Regions from separate parts of the Mus musculus genome. Here region 2 is linked to region 1. A link is a loop called in an ENCODE intact Hi-C map of the cell type or tissue named here. Cell type or tissue: heart. All regions are shown on one strand. Links, peaks and the distances in the headings refer to the core of each region. The heading gives the core; the rest is flanking DNA.

Evidence for each region. Hi-C counts contacts between places; a loop is a spot of excess contacts. Peaks named below come from ENCODE experiments on the same cell type or tissue, not always from the same donor. Only the 100,000 strongest peaks of a DNase experiment are listed, where the experiment ranks them.
Region 2: a loop joins it to region 1, with 2.0 times the contacts of the local background. A loop is called at or near these places in 9 of 42 quality-filtered maps.

What each region holds. Positions count from the first base shown.
Region 1 is chr15:76,996,972-77,008,715 of GRCm38, reverse strand. Gm52199 (a long non-coding RNA gene) reads left to right here. Exons shown (of 3, transcript XR_003951577.1): 3 at 3,938-5,157. It overlaps Gm35933 (a long non-coding RNA gene), which reads right to left. Exons shown (of 3, transcript XR_384211.4): 3 at 11,726-11,744. Among named protein-coding and RNA genes, the nearest start is that of Gm52199, 12 kb to the left of the region's middle. In heart, for the core only: a CTCF peak has its summit at 4,641 (motif pointing right); DNase peaks (open chromatin) are centred at 4,785 and 5,335; H3K4me3 peaks cover 407 bases; H3K27ac peaks cover 2,976 bases; H3K27me3 peaks cover 698 bases.
Region 2 is chr15:76,950,722-76,962,465 of GRCm38, reverse strand. It overlaps 1110038F14Rik (RIKEN cDNA 1110038F14 gene), which reads right to left. Exons shown (of 5, transcript NM_001347540.1): 5 at 11,487-11,744. Among named protein-coding and RNA genes, the nearest start is that of Gm46534, 8.2 kb to the right of the region's middle. In heart, for the core only: CTCF peaks have their summits at 6,418 (motif pointing left) and 7,290 (motif pointing right); no DNase peak of the experiment used is centred there.

The DNA.
Region 1 (11,744 bases), core at 1,537-9,536:
CCCAGTAACTCTGGGCTCTAGGCCTAAGAAAGGTGACCAGGGTCCTTAGAAGTCTTGCCAACATCTTCCACATACCATTTTCAGTTGCTGAACTGTGTGGGCTCAATCCAGTACTTTGATCGATCTGAGCCTCTGTGGGGAATTGCAGGCTGGTCTCCAGTGGAGCTGAGGTCTGAACCCTGATGGTCATAATTCACCTTCATGACACGGTAGGCGTTCCCTCATGCTCCTGGAACTCTGGCCTCTGCCTAAGTTACTACCTCCCACAGCCCCCTCAAGAGAAGCATGGTCAGTAGTCATGTAAGCAATGGCCCAAGCTTCTGACCTTCAGGCTAAACTCCTCCCCAGTTAAGACCATAAAAAGGGCTGTTCAGCCCCCACCTCACTCTCTTATGCTCTCACTCCTTTGTCCTCTTACCTCTCACTTCTCTCACTTCTCTTTCCTCTTTCCTTTCTCTTTGTTTTCTTCTTTCCTCTCTTCTCTCTCTCTCTAGCCTTCTCTCTCTCTCTCTCTCCCTCTCTCTCTCTCTTTCTCTCTTCTCTCTTTCCCCCTGTCTTTCTATAATAAAGCTCTTAAACCATAGTGAGTCTCTGCTCCATCAAGATCTGCTGTGCACTCTGGTCAGTGTTGGGAACCTCTTCCCTTATCCCTCTCTCCTATAACCCCAGCACGACAGGGTGTCGCCTCAGGGTCCCTTGTCCACTCCTCGCCGAGTGGGGTCAGAGGCTTAGATGCCCATCCAGGGCTGAGTGGAACGTGTCCGGCAGCCCTCCAATGCCTACGTCCACCTGCCCAGAGCACAGGAACTCTGGCCGGACATTGGGCCCCTTTTCCCTTCCCCTTCTTCCCCTGGGCCCCCCCCCCTTTTTTTTGTTCCTAACAAGTCTCAGACCTCTCCTCAGCAGAAACAGCTTACTCTGCTTTGAAAAAAAAGGACCCAAGGGCCAATGAATCAAGACCAATGTGGGTCAGCGTGTGTGGCTAAGAAGCAGGGGGAATAGAGTAACTGGTGGGGGGCAGGGCAGGCTGGAGTATACTGGGGCATCAGAGCTCAACCCTAGGTATACAAAGACCCACTGAACTGCACACTGCCAGCCCAGAGGATGAGGCTCTCATGATGAGCTGAGCCCGTGTGTGCTCCTACCCCAGAAACTCGGGGTCCCTCCTGATTACTCACGGTGCCCACAGCCCCATGGCCTGTGTACAACTGCAGATACAGGGTGATGTCAACTCCTCGGTCTTAATGAATTTGTGTGCTCATTGAGGGAATTGAGGGATCACATGAGGTCACCGGGGAGACACCAACCACCCAGGGTCCAGAGTCTAGAACCCACGAACACTTGGGGAACAGGTTCCATTGTCCCTCCTATGTTTTCATGTGACATTTTCAGAGGCATAGAGCAGGTAAGGAACTTGCCTGAGGTGACTGAGAGTAGGAGCTGGAGCCAGGACCCAGGCAAAGGTCAACCCCCGTGAAGCTCATTCAGCTCTGAGAAGCTCAGTTTCTTTCCATTAACCCTTGACCCCGGGTGCTGTGAGGACCCAGAAGCCTCTAGAGAGGCAAGAACAGCTTGAGCCCCCCCCCCCAAGGCTCCATCTTTGTCCTGCCATTGTCTTTGACACAGACAATAGAGCCCCTGAGTCCTTTCCTGTGCGCACCATGAGGTGCACGACCTCATCACCCTGGGGTATATGACATCAGTGGGCTTACAGGAAGTGCAGCGATGGTGGTCACCTGGAATCCTGGTGCCCCGAGCCTGCTCCCAGCCACAGTGACTAAGCTGCATGGGAAGGAACTGCACAGAAGCCATTCCCTAGACAGAGCACAGCATAGCACTCCCATGGGCTATGATTACAGCCAGCTCTGCTGCCCACACTGATGTTAATGCCAGCGTCAGCCTCAGCCAGAATTAGGGGCATCAGGGACCCTGTCCTGACCCAGATGTCAGCCAGGGTCATCCAGGCAGGAGGTGACAGCCATATGGCCAGTGGAGATCCAGAGCTGCAAGATATCAGAGTTTCTTCAGGCAACCTGTTCCCATTTCTGCATCCGTGGAATGGGTACAGGCGATGGACTACTCAGAAGGTCTCTGTGATAATCAAGCTCAGCTCAGTGCCAGTGCCTGGCAATTAGCTCTGGACACCCAATCACCCACTTATCTCCTAACAAAATCTGACATCTAAGTTCAGCATCTTAATGCAGCTTGCAGGGACACTCGTAGTTCTGGGGACTGGGAATTTGCAGGAAAAAGCAGCTGGCTCCGGTCTCTCCTGCAGAGTCAGGCTTCAGCCCCTGAGCTAGCCTGGAACATGAAGCTCTACTCCTATATGGCTCCTCCCAAGGCCAGCAGGCTTTCCTCACAAGACCTTCCACCCGAAGAGCCCTTGCAGTACCACACAGGATTCACCCAAGCCATCTGAGAAGCCACAGGGAAACCACAGAATCATTATAACCTGGCCTCAAAAGTCACAGTGACATGTTCTTATTGTCCTGGTGGCCTTGGGAGGGCCTTGACCAAGCCCTCTGCCCAGTAGAGAGGTGAGTACCAGGAGAGAGGATGTTGGGAACCCCCTGTCTGGCCAATAGTGTGGTTCTCCAGGGTTGAAACACCTCTGCAGATGGGACTTGAGCACCCCCAGGCTCTGTGTGACCACACTTTGTCCCTGGTGTATCACAGCACCAGAAAGGGAACTGATCCCAGGCTAGTCGTTTGAAGACAGGGCACTATCCACAGCAACAGGAAACAAAGCAGACGTGACCTGAACCTCAATCACCTAGGAAGGATTCTCTCTCTCTCTCTCTCTCTCTCTCTCTCTCTCTCTCTCTCTCTCTCTCTCAATATTAAAGATTAGAGGTCAGGTAATTTGCCCAAAGTCACACAGTAAATGAAGGTCATGGTTTCAGCTCCGACACATGGGGATTCCACAAGGAACACCATCAGCCAGATATGTCTGGTTTCAGAGCCCATTACTTTAAGGGCAGCTCCCTCTTTGTATATATATAATATCCTGTATATAATATATATTTTAAATTATGTTTGTATATATAGGTTTATGTGCAGTTGCCTGCAGAGGCCAGAAGAGGAGGATCAACTGGAGCTGGAATTACAGGCAGTTTGTGAGTCCCCCTGGACCTGGTCCCCACCCTGTCTTCAAAAGACTAGCCTGGGTTCAGTTCCCTTTCTGGTGCTGTCATACACCAGGGATGAAGTGTGGTCACACAGAGCCTGGGGGGCTCAAGTCCCATCTGCAGAGGTGTTTCAACCCTGGAGCACCACACTATTGGCCAGACAGGGGGTCCCCAACCTAGGTAGGGACCCGGGTGAAAGAGCAACAAGCTCTCTTAACTGCTGAGCTGTCTTTCTAGCCCCAGAGCTCCCTCTTCGTCTTGGTCTAGCTTTCTGCTTCTCAGTTGCCCATAACCAACTCTGTTCTGAGCATACTAAATAGAAAACTCCAGAAATAAATAGTTTCTAAGGTATTTAGATTTTTGGTTGGTTGGTTAGCTTCTTTGATACAAGACCTCACTAATGTAGCTCTGGCTGGCCTGGAACTCATTATGTAGTCCAGGCTGGCCTGGAACTCACAAAGAGTGACCTGCCTCTGCATCCTGAGTGCTAGGATCAAAAGCCTGAGCTACTGTGCCCAGCCAGTTCCTAAGTTTTAAATTGTTTAGCCAATTTTAATAATAGGATAAAAATTTCTCACTGCCACACTGTCTTGACCACACCCTTTATGTACTGTTCCCACACAACACAGGCTACCTGCCCTTTAGACACTCAGTAGCCATCCTGGTTATGACATAAGCTTGTCATGATGTCATCGTGAGGGCAATGATTTATGACAGTATATTGCAATAATTCATCTTTTTATGATATCAGTTACTATTGTTTTTTTTTTACTGTGACTAATTTATACATTAAATTTTTATCACAGGTTTGTATGGTGTAGGAAGAAAAAAAAAACCATATTGTGGATGGAGTTTGGTTCTGCCCATAGTTCCAGACACCCACAAGAGCATCATGGGATATACCTCCTGCAGATATCAGGTGCTTCTGTATCCTGTTCATCTCTTACAGCATCTTCTGTTTGCCTGCGTCATTGGACTGCGGGGTCTGCTGCAACTTTAAGGGCAGCCACGGAAAACAAGCTCATTTGCAGAGCGAACAAATAATATATCGAGCTCCCTGAAAGCAAGACCTTCACAACCATGAGCTTTCTCTAGCCTTGGTTGTCCCTAAGACTGGGGGGATTTCTCTAGTCATGTTTGTCTTTCGGGATGATGGGAGCATTCTGGCTATGGTTTGATCTATGGAGAAGCCTTGACTATCACCTTAGCCTTCTCTCTGGTAATTCAGCTCCCACCTGGTCCTCAGGTGTTGGCTCCCAGACCAAATCCTGCCTTCCCTCCGACCCCTATCCACTCACAGAGCACACACAGCCTTCCAGCTCAGACTCCGGGTAAGCCTCGCCTCTTTGAGAGACCCTCAACACTCAGGGCTGCCCTTGACTGGACAGGGTGTGCTTCAACCAGGCTTTAGTTTCCTCAGCTGAAAAAAACAGTCATCTTGCTCAGGTTGTCCCTTAGTCCTGTGGTTCAGAGGGTGGGGAAAGGCAGCATGTCTCTTCATTGCCACTAGATGGCACCCAGGGGCCACCCATCTCCCTGAAGATGGGACTCCGAGGCATTCCAACCAGAATCCTGAGCCAAGGTCAGTGCATGAAGGTAAGGGGGTCAGTTTAGGAGATCGCGGGGGACATCATGAACTTGGCAGTTCCCAGTCACACCCTCCTCTGAGTGAGTGCCCTGGCTCTCCTTGTCAGTGAACTTCCTGGGTCTCAGAGACCTAATACTGGCACCTCATACAATGTCCTTGCTGACTCTTGGCACAACACAGCCTTCCTAACAACACCCTCTGTCCCTGATGTCATCAGTGTTACTTTGGGTCTCAGGGTCTCAGGATCTCCCCTGGGGAGAGGTCTGGGCATGGTGCCTAGAAATCTGGATCTGCTGTTGGCTGTCCTCTTGCTGTGTGACCTTTGGCAAGTCACTTTCCATCTCTGGTCTTCTGGTTAACTATAACCAGCCTCAAGAAGCTTAGAGTGCCATGGAAGAATCAAGGTGTCCTCAGTTGAAACTACTCAAAGGTTGGGAGGGCCTCAGATCCTGAGCCATGGTCTAAGGAGTGGAATGGTCATGTCCTTCTAGGTCCTGCCTCCTAGAAACAGGAGAGTCAGATTGTCACTAGCTGTCATCAGAGGGACTTAGGCTTCCAGGATAGAGGAGGGTAGAAACTGGATCAGGGGTGGGGTTGTGTCCAAGACCACTCCGTGCCAGCGGTGAAGTCAGGCCTTCTTCCTGCTGAGCAGATCCCCTCCAGCTGCCAAGCCCTTTCAAGGCGAGACATTTAGTTCTTTTAGGCCATGCCTAGGGAGTCCACAGGGATGTATTCAGCTTTGGTCTTTGCTGAAGGCCTGTCTAAAAAAGGTCCTTTCTCAGCTGGGATTCTGACCCCATGTTGTCAAGAGCTGGGCAACCCACTGCTCTGGCAGGATGCAAAGCTCCCTCCTAGACAGCTGGCTACCTGCCCTTTAGACACTCAGTAGCCATCCTGGTTATGACATAAGCTTGTTATGATGTCATTGTAAGGGCAATGATTTATGACAGTATATTGCAATAATTCATCTAGGTGTAGTGGGACATGTCTACAGTCTAGGTGTAGTGGGACATGTCTACAGTCTAGGTGTAGGGGGACATGTCTACAGTCTAGGTGTAGGGGGACATGTCTACAGTCTAGGTGTAGTGGGACATGTCTACAGTCTAGGTGTAGGGGGACATGTCTACAGTCTAGGTGTAGTGGGACATGTCTACAGTCTAGGTGTAGTGGGACATGTCTACAGTCTAGGTGTAGGGGGACAAGGCTACAGTCTAGGTGTAGGGGGACATGGCTACAGTCTAGGTGTAGGGGGACATGGCTACAGTCTAGGTGTAGGGGGACATGGCTACAGTCTAGGTGTAGTGGGACATGTCTACAGTCTAGGTGTAGGGGGACATGTCTACAGTCTAGGTGTAGGGGGACATGGCTACAGTCTAGGTGTAGGGGGACATGGCTACAGTCTAGGTGTAGGGGGACATGGCTACAGTCTAGGTGTAGGGGGACATGTCTACAGTCTAGGTGTAGGGGGACATGTCTACAGTCTAGGTGTAGTGGGACATGTCTACAGTCTAGGTATAGTGGGACATGTCTACAGTCTAGGTGTAGGGGGACATGGCTACAGTCTAGGTGTAGTGGGACATGTCTACAGTCTAGGTGTAGTGGGACATGGCTACAGTCTAGGTGTAGGGGGACATGGCTACAGTCTAGGTGTAGGGGGACATGTCTACAGTCTAGGTGTAGTGGGACATGTCTACAGTGTAGGTGTAGTGGGACATGTCTACAGTCTAGGTGTAGGGGGACATGGCTACAGTCTAGGTGTAGGGGGACATGGCTACAGTCTAGGTGTAGGGGGACATGGCTACAGTCTAGTTGTAGTGGGACATGGCTACAGTCTAGGTGTAGGGGGACATGGCTACAGTCTAGGTGTAGGGGGACATGGCTACAGTCTAGGTGTAGGGGGACATGTCTACAGTCTAGGTGTAGTGGGACATGGCTACAGTCTAGGTGTAGTGGGATATGTCTACAGTCTAGGTGTAGTGGGACATGTCTACAGTCTAGGTGTAGTGGGACATGTCTACAGTCTAGGTGTAGGGGGACATGTCTACAGTCTAGGTGTAGGGGGACATGGCTACAGTCTAGGTGTAGTGGGACATGGCTACAGTCTAGGTGTAGGGGGACATGGCTACAGTCTAGGTGTAGTGAGGCATGGCTACAGTCTAGGTGTAGGGGGACATGTCTACAGTCTAGGTGTAGGGGGACATGGCTACAGTCTAGGTGTAGGGGGACATGGCTACAGTCTAGGTGTAGGGGGACATGGCTACAGTCTAGGTGTAGGGGGACATGGCTACAGTCTAGGTGTAGGGGGACATGTCTACAGTCTAGGTGTAGGGGGACATGGCTACAGTCTAGGTGTAGGGGGACATGGCTACAGTCTAGGTATAGGGGGACATGGCTACAGTCTAGGTGTAGGGGGACATGGCTACAGTCTAGGTGTAGGGGGACATGGCTACAGTCTAGGTGTAGGGGGACATGGCTACAGTCTAGGTGTAGGGGGACATGTCTACAGTCTAGGTGTAGGGGGACATGGCTACAGTCTAGGTGTAGTGGGACATGGCTACAGTCTAGGTGTAGTGGGACATGTCTACAGTCTAGGTGTAGTGGGACATGTCTACAGTCTAGGTGTAGTGGGACATGTCTACAGTCTAGGTGTAGGGGGGACATGTCTACAGTCTAGGTGTAGGAGGGAAGGTTGTGATGACGGTTCTTAGGCTTGGATCTGCCCCATGAAGCTTTTTACAGAGTTTGGATGCTGGGATACAGGGCTGAAGGGCTATGACTATGCATTACCATGTTCCATCGTAGCCCTAAGGGCTAGGGACGTACCAGAGCACATGGCATCTCTCTTTCATACTTCGTGAATGTTCCTGGAAGTCCTGTGGCTGTCTGTCTTAGGGTTTCTATTGCTTTGAAGAGACACCATGACTGTGGCAATTCTTATAAAGAAAAAACATTTAATTGGGGCTGGCTTACAGTTTAAGCAGCTTAGTCCATTATCATCATGGCAGTGTGCAGACAGATAGTCATGGTATTAGAGAAGGAGATGCGAGCTCTACATCTTGATCTGCAGGCAGCAGAAGGGACTGTGTGCCATACTGGGAATAGCTTGAGCAAATGAGACCTCAAAGTCTATCCCCACAGTGACACTTCTTCCAACAAGGCTACACCTCCAAATAGTAACACTCCCTGTGAACTAAGCATTCAAACGCATGAGTCTATAGGGGCCATTCCTATTCAAACCATCACATTGTCATTGTCAACTTGCAACTTCAGTTGCATCCCCACCCAGCACCACCTAGCCTTCTATCTGTCCATCCCTCTATCTGCCTTTTGATCCATACATCCTTCTCCCCCATAGACCCTCCACCCATGTCCACCCAGCTACACACTAATCTAATCCTCCGCCATTATTCCTATCTGCTCTCTCTTTCATCCATCTACATCTGTCTGTTGCCAGTCTACTCACAACCACCCACCTATTCATCCATCTGTCTGCCTTCCCACCCATCCATCTAACCATTGGTTAACCCATCTACAAACCCATCCACCCTTCACCCTTCTACCCTTCCCAGGCTTGCAGTTGCTCAGCAGATCTACTGACTAGGAATTGTAGGTCATGGGTGGTCACCCCACTTCTTGCTTTGGATGCAAGGACATAAGACATCCAGCAAAGAGGTGTAGCCCTGCAGAGCAAGAGCTGTGTCTATTACCTGCCTGCTATGTGCTCTGGTATGTCCCTCAGTTTTCCCATCTATTTAATGGGCCATGCATTACAAACTAAGTAGCACATGAATGTACTCAGCACAATTGGGCTCAGGGATTTGGGAGCTCTACTGTCTGGGTTAAATCCTGGTTCTATGACTTTGAAAGCCGTATGACCTTGCTCAGGAGACCTAAGCTCTCATAGCCACAGTTTCTCAGCCGGACACAGGGTTGCGTGGAGGGCCAAATACAGACATGATGCTAGTGCTGGAACACTCTTTCTACTCATCCTCAACCAAAACAATCTGTTAAAATAGGTGTTGCTAAAATTCCTTCCCCTGGGAAGACTTAAGCAACATCTACCCTTTCTCCTAAGGTCCCAACGACAAACCAAGGCACAATTCCACCAAGTTCATTCCAAGGAACCGAAGACTTAATTGGGCATCTTTCCTGAGCCTAGGTAAGGGAATTCCTTACCTGTATATAATACTCCTCCCACAAGCACTGCACCTGAAAAGCGTTACCTAGCAGGGATGAGGTTTTCCCACGTGGCTCCACTCGAGTCTTCCCCCACACGCATGTAACCCCAGGGATCATACTCTATTTCTTTTTACATACTCTAACCCTTCCCCAAGGCCCCACATAGAGTTGTCCGTCAGTAGGGAGGAGCAGTTGGAAGCTGTGAGTCCGAAGGTGGGGGTCGAGGGTCTAAACTATCAGCAAGCCTGCCCGGAATAATCTCAGGCAAGGAGACACAGCTGAACGGCCCAAGATGGCCGTCTCTCAGATCAAAGGACAGCCAGTCACATCAAGGGGAGGGGGGAATAAGTAAGGCTCAGAGAGGTAAAGAACTGGCCTGCGGCCAATCGGCCAGGAGAGACTGGACTGTATCCAAGTGTCCTGAGGCGGGCAGCAGCGATTGGTTCTCACAGGGGCCCGGACCTTACTTGTTCCCATGCCCCGCTCTGGCACACAGTGGTCTAGATTTTATTCCTGTCCTATCTGGTCACTGAGCTCCCTTGATATTTCAAACCCCAGGGGCTTCTGTGTGGCACTCCCAGTCTGAGGGCTCCTGAGCCTCCAGAGATCTTCAGGGATAGTTGTGCATCACCGCACGATCCCGATTCCTCATCCCAGCCCGCCACGGGGAGAAGCAACCAAGCTTCCCTGCACAGCGCCCCCACAGTCTCTGCTCCCTTAGGGCACAAGGGATGCCCGAGGGTGGCATGGGCGGGGAGTCGGGGAGGGCAGGAGCTACTCTTGGCTGTCTGGCAACCCTCCCTCCTGGCAGCCAGCTCCCGGCGGCTGCAGCCCCAGCTTACAGTGGCTTTGAGCACACTGGGAAAACAGAGGCACCTCATGTCCCCCGGTCACAAACTGCTTTTCCACTCTCAAAGGGGACAATTGTTCTGACCTCCTGGGACCGTGAAGGTGACAGGAGTATGTATGTAAAGTCCCCAGTGCCACTGACTCTGAAGACTTTCAGCTCCTTTCCCCCTACAATGGAAAAGAGCCTGCGGGAATCCCTAAGCCGGCCGGCCGGCAGCATCCATTAGGAGACTCCAGGGCACTGGCTCTCAACCTGTGGGTCACGACCCCTTTGGGGTGGGGTGGGGTAAGCATATCTGATATTCTGCATATCAGGTCTTCACATGATGATTCATAACAGTAACAGATTTAGTTATGAAGTAACAATGAAATAATTTTATGGCTGAGGGTCGGCACAACATGAGGAACTAACTATATGGAAGGGTCTCTTGGGGCTTGAGAGGCAGAGGCCAGGATCTTTTCCATACCATGCATTTGGATTCATTCCATCCCAATTCCAACACATACCTGCTGAGCCTACTGGTTCAGATCCAGTGCTGATATTGCAATAGTGAGCATATTGATTGATGTTGGTCATAGGTGCTGCAGTAGAGAGAGAAGCTCACCAAAATGCTAAGACTTCGTTTCCAAAGGAGCAGAGGAGTTCAGCCTTCTTGGGAAAGACTGACACCCAAGTAGCTCACTCCGGTTATTTTATTCAAACATTATACAAGGTTAATTGGGGCTGGGAAAGATTCCAGCTGCCAAAGTTATCTTGCCCTTGCTTCCAGTGTGAGCAGACAACTATTAAGGCCTAGGTAAATTATTAAGGCCCTAGATAGAATGTTAAGGCCTAGGTAAAATGTTAAGGCCCAGGTAACTGTTACATGGCTAGCCTACCATTATAAGGAAATGTTCTCATATTTTTCTGCTGTTACTAGGGAAGTTTCTAATGCCAAGTTGATTACATGTTCTGTTATGTTCTGTGTCCTTGAAAACCAATCAGGATGGAAGTCAGTGGAACTGCTTGTACCCACAATAGGCTTGACCCCAGTCAACCACCCAGCAGCAATTCCTGCACTTGTGTATACGTTTTTACGGTAGAAGCTGCCCCTGGGGTAGACCTTAACATAAGAGAGACACCTGCACCGATATAAGAGACTATGTGGAATAAGGCGTCCATTTTGAGTCACGGTCACGTAAAGTTTAAGTTCCCAAGACCTCCCTGGGAACAGACATCCTACTTGGCAGAAAGAGACATGTATGTGGATAACTGACATCCTGGTTAGCAAGGCATGAATGTTAGACAAGGCAAGCCCCCTGCCACAGTTGAATACCCCAACCAATGGGAGCAGGATAAATATACAACAAAGACTTGTTCCTAAGGAAATCCTTATCCCTAAATCCTGATTGGTGGGACAACTTGACACAGATGTTTGTAGATCTCACGCTTTAAAAAGCCCTGTAGGACCTTAACTTGGGGTCATGGTTCAATTCCCGAATCTGGACCATGAATCTGATCAACCAGCCCTGGGGCACATTCTCAATAAACTATCCCTGCCTGACTGAGATGGGTGTTAGTGTGGCTTGGGAGGCGATTACTGGGCCCCTATAACAATTCACACAAATCTCGGTCCCTTTTGAATAGGGCTAGCCATAATCAAAAGAAAGAACTCTGGGTTTGCCAGGAGTGACTTTGTACCAAGGTCAGTACAGCTGCATGTTCTCACATAGCTCCAAGGGCAGATTCTCTAGAAAGACAGCATTGCTTCAAGGTTCAAACAGTCTCAAAGCAACGTCTCAGCCTCTATTGATCGACCCAAACATAGCAAAGGCTTTGCTAAAAGAAAGCCAGACAGAAAGACTTTGCTCTGCGTTTCACTGTTATGTCCAAGTTGCAGGGACCCCCAAAGACCACCGAGGAGCCAGTTCAAATGCAAACACACAGGGTCTTTTATTACAAGGTCCCAAGCAAGGTGTTTCACTGTCCCTGTCACAGAGGGTCAGAGTGAGAGCCC
Region 2 (11,744 bases), core at 2,458-10,457, 47 kb after region 1:
GTGGCACATGCACACACACATATGCTGTGACAATGCATGTACAAGTATGTTGTGGCACATGCACGCACACATACACCACACTCAAAAACCTATATTTTATTGTAATAAATTTTAAGCTTATTTTTAATAGTTTTCCTGGGGCTTATAGTCAACATCTTAGGGTTACATATAGTGCAACGCAGGGCATTCTGGGAGGTTATGCAAGACCTTTCTTGTTTGTTCTCTGCTTCTTCCAAGGTGCTTTATGGTCATACAAACCTTTCATATCATGTGTATGTACATATCAACACAAACTCATAGTTATTACCTTATAAATCTGTCTTTCAAACCAGATAATTACAAATGAGACGCAGTGTGACTTTCTTTTTAAGATTTAGGTTGTTTATGAGAATAAGGTGCTGCACGCTGTGTTGAGGCTTATTCTATTGTTAATTATGTGCCTGTGTGTATTTCTGAGTGGGCATAAATGCCTGTGAGCACAGAGGCCAGAAGCATCAGATCCCTCTGGAGCTGGAGCTATAGGCAGATGTGAGCATCCTGACATGTGTGCTGGGATTCGAACTCAGGACTTCGATCAAAACAGTACCTACATTACTCCTGAGGAGCCCTTATTTATACTTTTTTGTCCTGACCCGTGGGACAGCGACAGGGACTTGGAGGGCACCTGGAAGAGAATGGGGGACAAGAAACACGAAGAATGGACAGCAAGTCAAGAGGTCGGATCAAGCTGATAAATTTTATTTTTCCCACACAGGTTATATACTCATTGGAGCAGGAAGGGGGGTGAAGAGCAGTCGCTTTGTCTCTGGGTAATGCATCTGTTCCCAGTAAGGGGATATTGACAGTAAGGGGTAAACAGTTCAGCAGGAAGATCAGAACAGAGTGGGTTATTAGGCACCTATCCACAAGATTTATAGCTATTTATTCTCCTCTGACTTCAAGATCTATGTCTATTTGTTCTCAGCTGGGCTGGTACTTTCCCACAGAGGCCAAGACTTTGTGCCAGCAAGCACTTAAGGCAGTTAATGTTCAAACAAGGTTGCTCCCAACACTTTTTTTCATATCTACCTACAGTTTATATTTGCTACTGGGTAATGGTAAAAAAAAATAATAATAATAATGGCTTGATCCAACTTACTGTCTGCCAGCCTTGAATTTTGCTGAGAGAATTCTTTCAATATTGTGAGACAGCCTACTGCCAGTGAACTGTCTCATTGTATTTTATGATCGAAATGTCTTGGTTTCTTCCTCACCTGAAAGGATAGTTTTGCTGGACATCGATCTCTTAGCAGGTGGTCGTTTTCTTTTTATTTCAGCTTTTTTTTTTTCCTTTAAACATTATAGGCCACTGACTTCCCTCACCATGGGTTCAGATGTCAGCTGTGGAGCTTTAAACATGAACAGCTTCCATTGTTTCTCCGGGATTCTCTTAGCCTTTAGCTTTTACAGTTAGATGATGGTGCATCTAAGCATAAATCTCTGTGATTGTAATCCTACTTCCTGTGTTCCACTTGTTGGATTCATCAAATTTAGAGAGTTTCTGGGAGTGATACACATCTCTTTTGTTTTGTTTTGTGTTTTGTTTTGTTTTGTTTTGTGCCACAGACCCTCTGGGCCCCTTTGTCTTCGTGGAACGTGTCTCTAGTCGCAGGTGGGCAAAGCGTCGGATGGAATGACAGACAGATGCACACAGGAGAGGTTGTGTAGAATCTGAATTTAATTTGTCAAATCGAGCATCAAACTTTTTATACAGAAGACAATAAGGAAGTTGGGTGACACACTCGCAAGGTACAAAGAGGTTACTGGATTCTTACATAAAACAGAGGAATGCAAACACAGAACGTCTAACAGGAACCACCTGGGATAGAATTCATTGTTAACAACTGGAATCAAAAAGAACTCCACCTAAGATTCACTTAATCTTAGAAGCCAGGGTCAAGGGCTTCGTGCCCTTGCCATAGTTCCTATTTTAGTCTATTGTATAGTCCACCTTTCCCTTAGGCCATTGTAAATACGTGTGTATGGGTGTAACTCAGCTATCTATAGTTCTAAGTATCTATTCTGGTTCCTCTTTAGGTCTCAAACTTCCTTCTTCCTAGAAGATGGTAAATTCCTGTGTAGGGCAGTGACTTAGCTTTTATTCAAAGTGATAGTGTACTACCAGAGGCAATTCTGAATGTCACTGAATAGGCAACATTCTTCCTGAATTCCAAGCCCATGGTTAGCTCAAGGACTTTCTAGGACATTGGAACACTGGCGAAGGCTTTAGCTATGTCAGAATTCAATCTTAAAAGGCACTTATAATAGGATAATACTAAAAGAGAGCACGTGGATCCATACACTAGACTAACACGGGAATGGAATATTAATATATGGGTTAGAGAGAACGCCAGACTCCAGGAGTGAGTTTCCGTGAAACTCTTTTTCCTCGTGAGTAGCTCCAAGCCTCTCGGCTTGTCAAGCTGACTCGACCAGAGTGCATGGCAGTTTTGTTTTTGTTTTTTCAAGACAGGGTTTCTCTGTGTAGCCCTGGCTATCCTGGAACTCACTCTATAGACCAGACTGGTCTCAAACTCAGAAATTCACCTGCCTCTGCCTCCCAAGTGCTGGGATTAAAGGCGTGCGCCACCATGCCCAACAGTGCACATCTCTTAATTCCAGCACTCTGGAGACAGAAGCAGGTGGGTCTCTGTTAACTCGAGGCCAGCACAGTTGTCATGATTTGAATATGCTTGGTCCAGGGAGTGGCACTATTTGGAGGCATGTTGGAGTAGATGTGTCACTGTGGACATGAGCTTAAGACTCTCATCATAGCTGCCTGGAAGTGAGTATTCTGTTAGCAGCCTTCAGATGAAGATATAGAACTTCCAGCTCCTGCATCATGCCTGCCTGGACGACGTCATGCTCCTGCCTAGACTGAACCTCTGAACCTGTAAGACAACACAATTAAATGTTGTCCAAGACTTGCATTGGTCATGGTGTCTGTTCATAGCAGTAAAACCCTAAGACAATGGTCTACAGTGTAAGTTCCAGGACAACCAGGGCTACACAGAGAAACCCTGTCTCAGAAAAAAAAATGAACAAAACAAAACAAAACAAAAGAAGAAGAAAAAAACATCCATTTTAGCTTTCATTTTCTGCTTTCATGGAGCCATAACATTAAGTAACAGTCAAAGTTTTAGGTCCTTCCTGAGCATTTACAAACAATGGACCTTGTAGACTTCCATGATATGCTTGTGGTTTTCAAATCCCCCTTTGGACATCTTTTTTACGACGTTTCCTTTAACCTTCAAGAAGTTCCTTGTGCCTCCATAGCTCACTACCTCCCTTAGGTAGCTGATATAAGATCATCTCTGATGAATCCTTTCTACAAATATTCAAATCATTTCCACTAAGGAACAGTTGGATTGGGTGAGTTCTGAGTCAAGTCGCACACAGACAGTGCTGTGCACTGTGATCTCAGGGAGCTGTCATGCAGGTCAGATGACATCAACTCTATGGAAATGGGGTCTAGAGGGAGTTCTCACCCTGTTCTGCTTTCCTGTGGGTGCTGGGCTGCTGTGGTTGCAGGATGGTAGTCCTTAAGGTTAATGTCTTAGTTAGGGTTTCCATTGCTGTGAAGAGACACTATGACCAAGGCAACTCTTATAAGGGACATCATTTAATTGTGGCTGGCTTATAGGTTCAGTACATTATCATCAAGTTGAGAACATGGCAGCATCTAGGCAGTCATGGCACTAGAGGAGCTGAGAGTTCTACACCTTGATTCGAAGGCCAACAGGAGAAGACTGGCTTCCAGGTAGCTAGAAGGAGGGTCTCAAAGTCCACCCCCCCACACAGTGACACACTTCCTCCAACAAGGCCACGCCTACTAATAGTGCCATTCCTTGAGCAAAGCAAGTTCAAACCGCCATCATTAATACCAAGCTGGGCATGAAGTGGTGGTAGTAAAACAGAGTAGACCACTAACTGCATGCGTTGTTTCAAGGGATATTTATCATGTTCCTTGAACAACACTCTCCTAATGCTGCAAGCCTTCAATTCCTCTTAAGGGCTCTGAAAAGTTCCTTAGGGCTGGTTTTTGTTTGTTTGTTTGTTTGGTTGGTTGGTTGGTTGGTTTGTGTTTTGGTTTTGGTTTCCGTAGCTGCGTTGTTTCACAAAGGAAACATTTCCAGCATCCGGCTCTGCTGCTCTGCTGCTTCCATTCATCCCTGCCTGCCTGTATAGCAAGCATTTTAACAGCATCCTTTACTATGCTGGAATGACACTGATTGTTACTATGACCTGCCCAAATGCACATTTTCAAAATGATCAATGTCATGATCTGATTCCAGAGGAAAGTTGTTGAGATCTTAATCCCACAACCCACCTCCCACCCTCAAACATAGCTGTAGCCATTTTGTTCCATGCCCAACAGTTATTTCATGCTGTTGCTGTAATATGCCTGCCAGTCACTGACGCAGAAAGAAAGCTTGACTCAGAGAAGGGTCATGCTGATCACATACCCTGTCATGTTCTTAGGCGTGTTAAACTTAAGAAATTCAACAACTGTAAGTTCCACTTAGGACCAGGTCAGTTAGAACTGTTCTGGCTAGCTAGCCAAAGTAGCTGAGTCAGAGCTGACCATCCGGCAACATTTCCTGCACCTGCATTATGGTTTTTGCGGTTTTAGCCTTCATAAGCTTGTAGAAGATGATATTCGGGGGGGGGGGGCTGGAGAAATAACTCTGAGGTTAAGAGCACTGGCTGCTCTTCCAGAGGTCCTGAGTTCAATTCCCAGCAACCACATGGTGCCTCAAAACCATCTGTAATGAGATCTGGTGCCCTCTTCTGGCATGCAAGCAAAACACTGTATACATAATAAATAAATCTTAAAAAAAAAAAAAAAAAAGCCAGGCGTGGTGGCGCATACCTTTAATCCCAGCACTTAGGAGGCAGAGGCAGGCAGATTTCTGAGTTCGAGGCCAGCCTGGTCTACAGAGCGAGTTCCAGGACAGCCAGGACTACACAGAGAAACCCTGTCTTGAAAAACCAAAAAAAAAAAAAAAAAAAAAAGATGTTCAGGGCTATAGCCTCAGCCCAAGAATTCTGAGCTATGGCCCTGATTGATCAGTCTCAGGGCGTGCTGAAGTGGAAATTTCTGGTTTCTTTGGAGACCCAGTTGTGTCACGTGATGTCTCTCTGGGAACTGTCTTATGAGAGGATGTTTTGTTGAGGGAGACACATGGGGAGATGTTTTATTGAGAATAGATACGTGGTGTTTTTCTGGAAGCAGCCTGGGAAGGGAGCATGTGATATTTTTCTAGAGCAGACACTTGCGAGAACAAGTGATGTTTGGAAAGAGTGTAACTATAACCAACAGTGCACAACACTGGATGCCTTGTCATTCTTTACTGAACAACAGGCAGAGTTTTCGTTTGTGTGAATGGCTGGTGGAGCATTCAAAACCAGCATGCTGTGGAACTGCCTTTCACATCATTATCCCCTGAATATTAACCTGCACTCCACAGTCACTCAAACACCTGAGACAAGCTCCACACACCTGGCCCATTCAGACACCTGAGACAAGCTCCACACACCTGGCCCATTCAGACACCTGAGACAAGCTCCACACACCTGGCCCATTCAGACACCTGAGACAAGCTCCGCACACCTGGACCTTGGAAACCTTTAGAACACACCCTGGGGACCAGGACTGCTCCTTTGCGATCAGGGCTTTAAGGAGAATGTTCATTGTTTTATTGCTGATATTGTTTGTTTATTTGTGGATTTTACTGGGTTTTTTTGTTTGCTTGCTTTATTTGGTTTTGGTTGGTTTTTTTTTGTTGTTGTTGTTTTTTTTTTTTTTTTGGTTTTGGTGTTTTGTTTTTGTTTGTTTCTTTGTTGTATCTGGTTTTGTTGTGTTTTTGGTTTTGTTTTGTTTTGAGTCAGGGTTTCTCTGTGTAACAGCCCTGCAACTCTGTAGACTAGACTAGTCTGGAACTCACAGATGCCCTCATGCCTCTGCCTCCCAAGTGCTGGGATAAAAGGCATGCGCCACCCTTACCCAGCTGTTGTTTTGCCTTCCAATTTGAGGGTCACCAAATTCAAAGATGGGTCTCCAACCAGTAAAACAAACCGCTGACCACATGTCGATATGCAACTATGCTACAGTCACAGCTTGTAGGAAATTTAAAAACAATCACTAAATAATTTGAGGATGTGTTGGCAGATGTTTAAATACTTATTTATTTCCTTTTTAATTGTTTAATGGATTTTATTTAGCGCAATCAGATGAACAAATATGGAAACTGATCTACTCAGAAAAACATCATTTCAGGCTTGAGAGATGACTCAGAGGTTAAGAGTACTAGGTGCTCTTCCAGAGGGACTGAGTTCAATTCCCTAAAACATCATGGTGGCTCATAACCACCTATGATGAAATCTGGTGCCCTCTTCTGGCCTGCAGGCATACATGCAGGGAGAACACTGTATACACAATCAATCAATCAATCAATCAATCAATCAATAGATAAATCTTTGCAAGAAAGAAAGAGAGAGAGGGAGAGGGGTAGGGAGAAGGGTAGAGAGAAGGAGAAGGATAGGGAGAGAGAGAACACTTCCGTCTTCTTAAGACCCCAGTGTTAAGTGCAATGCTGACATCTTTCTGAGTTTGGCTGGCTCAATATTCTGCTTTCTTAGCAAGATCCTTTTGGTGTCTGGGTCAAATTGCCTCAAAAAGCCCTCCCATTGTCCCCACCTGAAGATAACGGTGCTGTACAAAGAAATGCCGGCATCATGACCTGGTATAAGAAGCCAGTCCTGAGAGCCATTTTGACAGACGAGTGATGATTTTATGGTCTCTAAAGGTCCTAGCAAATGGATCTCTACTTGGTAACCACCACCAGCTTCTGCAAGCTGTGTCTTGTAACCACCATCACCTTTATCTGACCTCTTAGATATATGTGACCTAGTTAGGCAGCATTGCGAGGTAATGCAGGCGCTAGGCTCCTGCATTCGTTCTAATGGCTCTCAAACCACAGTCCTTTACACACCTGCCCTTTGTCTGCAGCACCCGCTTGCTCTAAGTATATATTGCTGACAAGCAGATATTCTGAGGCATGTATTTCTTACAGTCCCCCCAACAGCAAGAACAACCTGCCTGGGAATTATATCATTTATATTAGATTTATATAATCTATATCATTTATATCAAAGTTGATCCTTTCCTATATCAATCACAATCATGTGGTCTTTCTAGATAAGATGAATGGAAGGGGAAGAAAGAAAGGAAATTCTTTTTTCTTCCACCAGGGGGCACCACGACAATTTTCATTTTCAAAAGAAACTATATGGGCCAGCTTAAAAAAAATTTCCAAATTGGAATATTGAAATAAATGGACAAAATTGAAGCAGGATTATCTTAACCAAGACATTGATTAACTTGTGACTTTAAAATTCCTATAAAATGATTCATTTTGCTAAGAATATGTTAATCTCTCTCAGAGACACAATGTTGGGAAATTAAAAATAACTTAATGACCAATGGGTGAAAACTATACATTGTTATCATCCCTCAAGTCTCAATCTAAACAGGATTTTTCCCTCCTTTTTCAGAAATCATGTCAGGAATTCTACAATACCTCCTAAAGGACAACAGTTTATTAGAGATCACAACTTCCGAAAGAATGATGTGTTAACAAGATGCCTAATGGGAGCCCTGTCCATAGGCACTGTGGCAGAGGTGCCATGGCACACAGGGACTGCTAGAGCTCTGGCACTCATTCATTCTTTCATTCATTCATTACCACTACTAAGGACCAATTACAAACTAGATTCACAGGATCTAGGGTTATAATGGTATGAGAAATATTGGGATTTGCCTTAATGGAACTTGACATGTAAAAGAAGACCCTAGCAGGCAAATAAAACCATATACATTTTCCCGTAGAGAAATCAGCAGGAAGCCCCAGCCACTCCCTACCCAGTTGGTGAGGGAGTGGAGGCAGAAGTTGAAAGAAAGAATGCCTGAACACTTTTATCAACCCTGCCAGGGTTGACATCCGTAGTGTACCCACTTACAAAGCACACCATTGCGTTGATGCCAAGCGGCTCACACTGTCCTTGCCAGGCTGCGTTTAACAGTCTGCTTGCACCAAGTCGGAGAGATGGCTTCTGTTGAACTTTCCCACACTCCATGGCCATGCTTCTTTCACACTGTAGCTTCGGTACAGTGTGAACCAATTTCATACATTTCACCAGCAGGATATTCAGTGAGACTGTTTTTGTAGCCGGGCAGTGGTGACACACACCTTTAATCCCAGCACTTGGGAGGCAGAGGCAGGCAGATTTCTGAGTTCAAGACCAGCCTGGTCTAAAGAGTGAGTTCCAGGACAGCCAGGGCTATACAGAGAAACCCTATCTCAAAAAACAAAACAAAACAAGACTGTTTTTATCGTTGGTTTGTTTGGCTGCTCTGTGTGTGTGTGTGTGTGTGTGTCTGTGTGTGTGTGTGTGTGTGTGTGTGTGTTGTTTTTGTTTGTTTTTTGTATTGTTTTTTTTAAGACAGGGTTTCTCTGTGTAGTCCTGGCTGTCCTGGAACTCACTCTGTAGTCCAGGCTGACCTCAAACTCAGAAATCTGCCTGCCTCTGCCTCCCAAGTGCTGGGATTAAAGGCATGCACCACCACTGCCTAGTTAGTACTAAACCAATGTTAGCAGAAAATACACCCTCTTCTGCTTGGATTTCTCTCTTTCTTTTCTTTCTCTCTCTCTCTCTCTCCCTTCCTTCCTTTCTCCCTACCTCTCTCTCTCTCTCTTTTTTTTTTGTTTGTTTTTTTCAAGTCAGGGTTTCTCTGTATAGCCCTGGCTGTCCTGGAACTCACTGTGTAGACTAGGCTGGCCTCAAACTCAGAAATCTGCCTGCCTCTGCCTCCTGAGTGCTGGGATTAAAGGCGTACGTCACCACTGCCCGGCGCTGTCCAGTTCTTGAATACATACCAAAGGTTAAGAGAAAGACACACCTTGTATTGTTATTTTTCTTAATCCATTTGCCATTGCTCTTAGATTTAAGGTATTTTCATACACACAGCTAGGGAGCATCTAAAGAGGACTCATGGGTGATGGGCCAGGTGTGAGGGAAGGGATACCCACTTAGCAATGTGAGAGCCACATCACTGCTGAGCAGTCGTGTTCTCCAGGAGTCCCCTCCCTGAAAGTGTAAAACAGAGCATGACAACTGTGAAGCTGTAAGATGTGTTTGTTTGTTTGTTTTTTGGGACAGGGTTTCTCTGTGTAGCCCTAGCTGTCCTGGAACTCAGAAGTCTGCCTGGCTCTGCCTTCCGAGTGCTGGGATGAAAGGTGTGTGCCACCACTGCCCGGCGAAGCCGTAAGATGTTACCATCTGTCATTAATTAAAACAGAAAGAGCTGTTCTCACATACTTAGAATTCATTGTTAGCCCAATGAGTTTCAAGTAATTTCACTGCCGACTTTAATGCCAGTTTATGCTCTAGTCGTCTGAATTAAAGTCAATCTGCACCAAAATAAAAAATACAAAAACCCCTTAAGCACAACTAAACTCTGTTTTATGGAGCTAAGAGATATCAAGCTGCTGAAACAGATGTTTTTAAAATTGACTATGGAATAGCTGTCCTCTGTTTCTCAAGAAGAACAAATGCACTCTTAAACCGTGGTTATTCAGAGTAACCCAGACTTCCCAAAGGCTTAAATAGTTTGGAATGGCTCCAAACCCAAAAAGGGGTATGAGAAAAAGGAAAGGGTAAGGAGCTAGGGAGAGTGGGAGAGGCTGGACCAACAGAGAGCCAGTCAGCTTTTAGAAGTAGATCAGGAGCCCTAGCAACAATGAAAGGATGCTTGGAGATTACATCTGATTGGCTTACCAGCCAGAAATGGTTAGTTCTGATTGGCTGGTGACGATGCTTCCAACCAGTCAGCCTTTTGCAGGGAAGTAAATTTATCTGGCAGAAAGGACAGGCGGTAGAAGCCAGCAAGAAGAAAAAGAAAGAGACCTGGACAAAAGGACAGCAGATTATTTGTAACGTGGTGGCAGCTGAGACGAATGAAATCAGACACCTATTTATGTAACAGCTTACTGTTTGCAAAATGGGTTAGCATTATCTCCACACGCTACTATCTTGACAGGGAGATTTCCCCCTAACCCTTAGCTAACCTTAGTACCCTAACCCATATAGACCTACAGCCAGAACCCAAACTCTAGACCCCAACCCTCACCTAACCCTCGACTTACCCTAACACTAAGTATTGAATAGTGTTGAAAAAAACAGAGCAGGGCTGGAGAGATGGCTCAGCGGTTAAGGTCATGACCGCTCTGCCGAAGGTCCTGAGTTCAATTGAAGGAAAGGGAAAGGGAAAGGGAAAGGGAAAGGGAAAGGAACAAACAAACAGAGCAAGCAATAAACAATGACATAAGTTTCTGGCCTAAGCAACTAGATAAGACAGTAAATATCACTGACTAAAAAGCACACGGAGACGGGGGACCCAATTAGGTATTTCTGTAACAACGCTGAGTTTGAGCTGCCCACAAAATACTCACCCAGAAAGGGCAAACGCAGCTGGACTCCAGGTTGTACTTAGTCTAGGATATGAGTTTGGGCAACGCCAGCAGACCACAACGGTGTGAACACTGCTGGTTTACCTGAAGATCTGAACTCAGTGGAGCAGTGGGTACAGTACAGATGTCAACCCTGGCAGGGCTGGCCAAATGGCTGAGTAAAGGCAACTGCCACCAAGTCTAGAGACTGCGCTTCCACACACGTGCAGGACATTTGATCACACTGTGAGCCCTGAGACTGTATTACTTACTGCAGAAACCTGTCTTTAGTTGTGGTGTGGCTCGGCTATAGCTCATGCCTTTAATCCCAAATCATGAAGGTGGTTTGTAGAAGGAAGCACAATATTGGAAAGTGACTTCTGAGTGGCAAAGTGACAAATCAGAAAGATTTGACATAATAGGATATGGAAGTGAGAGGAAAGGAAAGTTACTTAAGGGGAAGGGGGAGGAGCAGGGGCAGGGGAGAGAGGGGGTGGGGAGGCAGTTTTACCAGGTTGCAGAAAGAGAACAAGCTAGACACAGGTGAAGACAGAGTGAGCTAGAGAATGAGAGGAGCCAGAGGATTAGAACGGATTGCCAGAGTTAGTCTGAGGCCAAGCAGAGCTAAAAATAAGAGGCTGAGAGAGAGAAGCCAGATTGAGTCAGTCAGCTAGCAGAGGCGTTTGAGTCAGAACAGCTGAGTTCACAGAGCTCAGAAAGTGCTAAAAAGGGTGAGCTTATTCAGCAGTAGGTCTCAGACACTGAAAACATTCTAGGCCTAGATAAGACCAAGCGAGAAGCTTCCAGGTCTAGGCCTAGGTTAGCAGACGAAGGCAGTGAGCCTCTGGAGACAGTTACACCAGGCAAATAAAAGATGCTTTTATACACATAGCATGCTCATACTCACACACATAAATACCACTCACACACATAAAGGTTGTGTTGTGTTTGTTTTGTTTTGATGCAGTCTGCTAAGACTCAGCTCAGGCTAAGACAGTGAGTAGCTTCTTAGCTCCTAAAAACAAAACGTGGCTTGATGGAGACCACACTGGCTCCAGAAGACGACAACCTGCTGAGGGAAACAGCAACAACAGCAGCAAAGGACTAAGTCCTGGATCAGAGCTGGACCAAGCAGTCTTGCCTCCTCTAACACATTCGGAACTCTCTCTCTCACACCATCCTATTTCCTTAGAA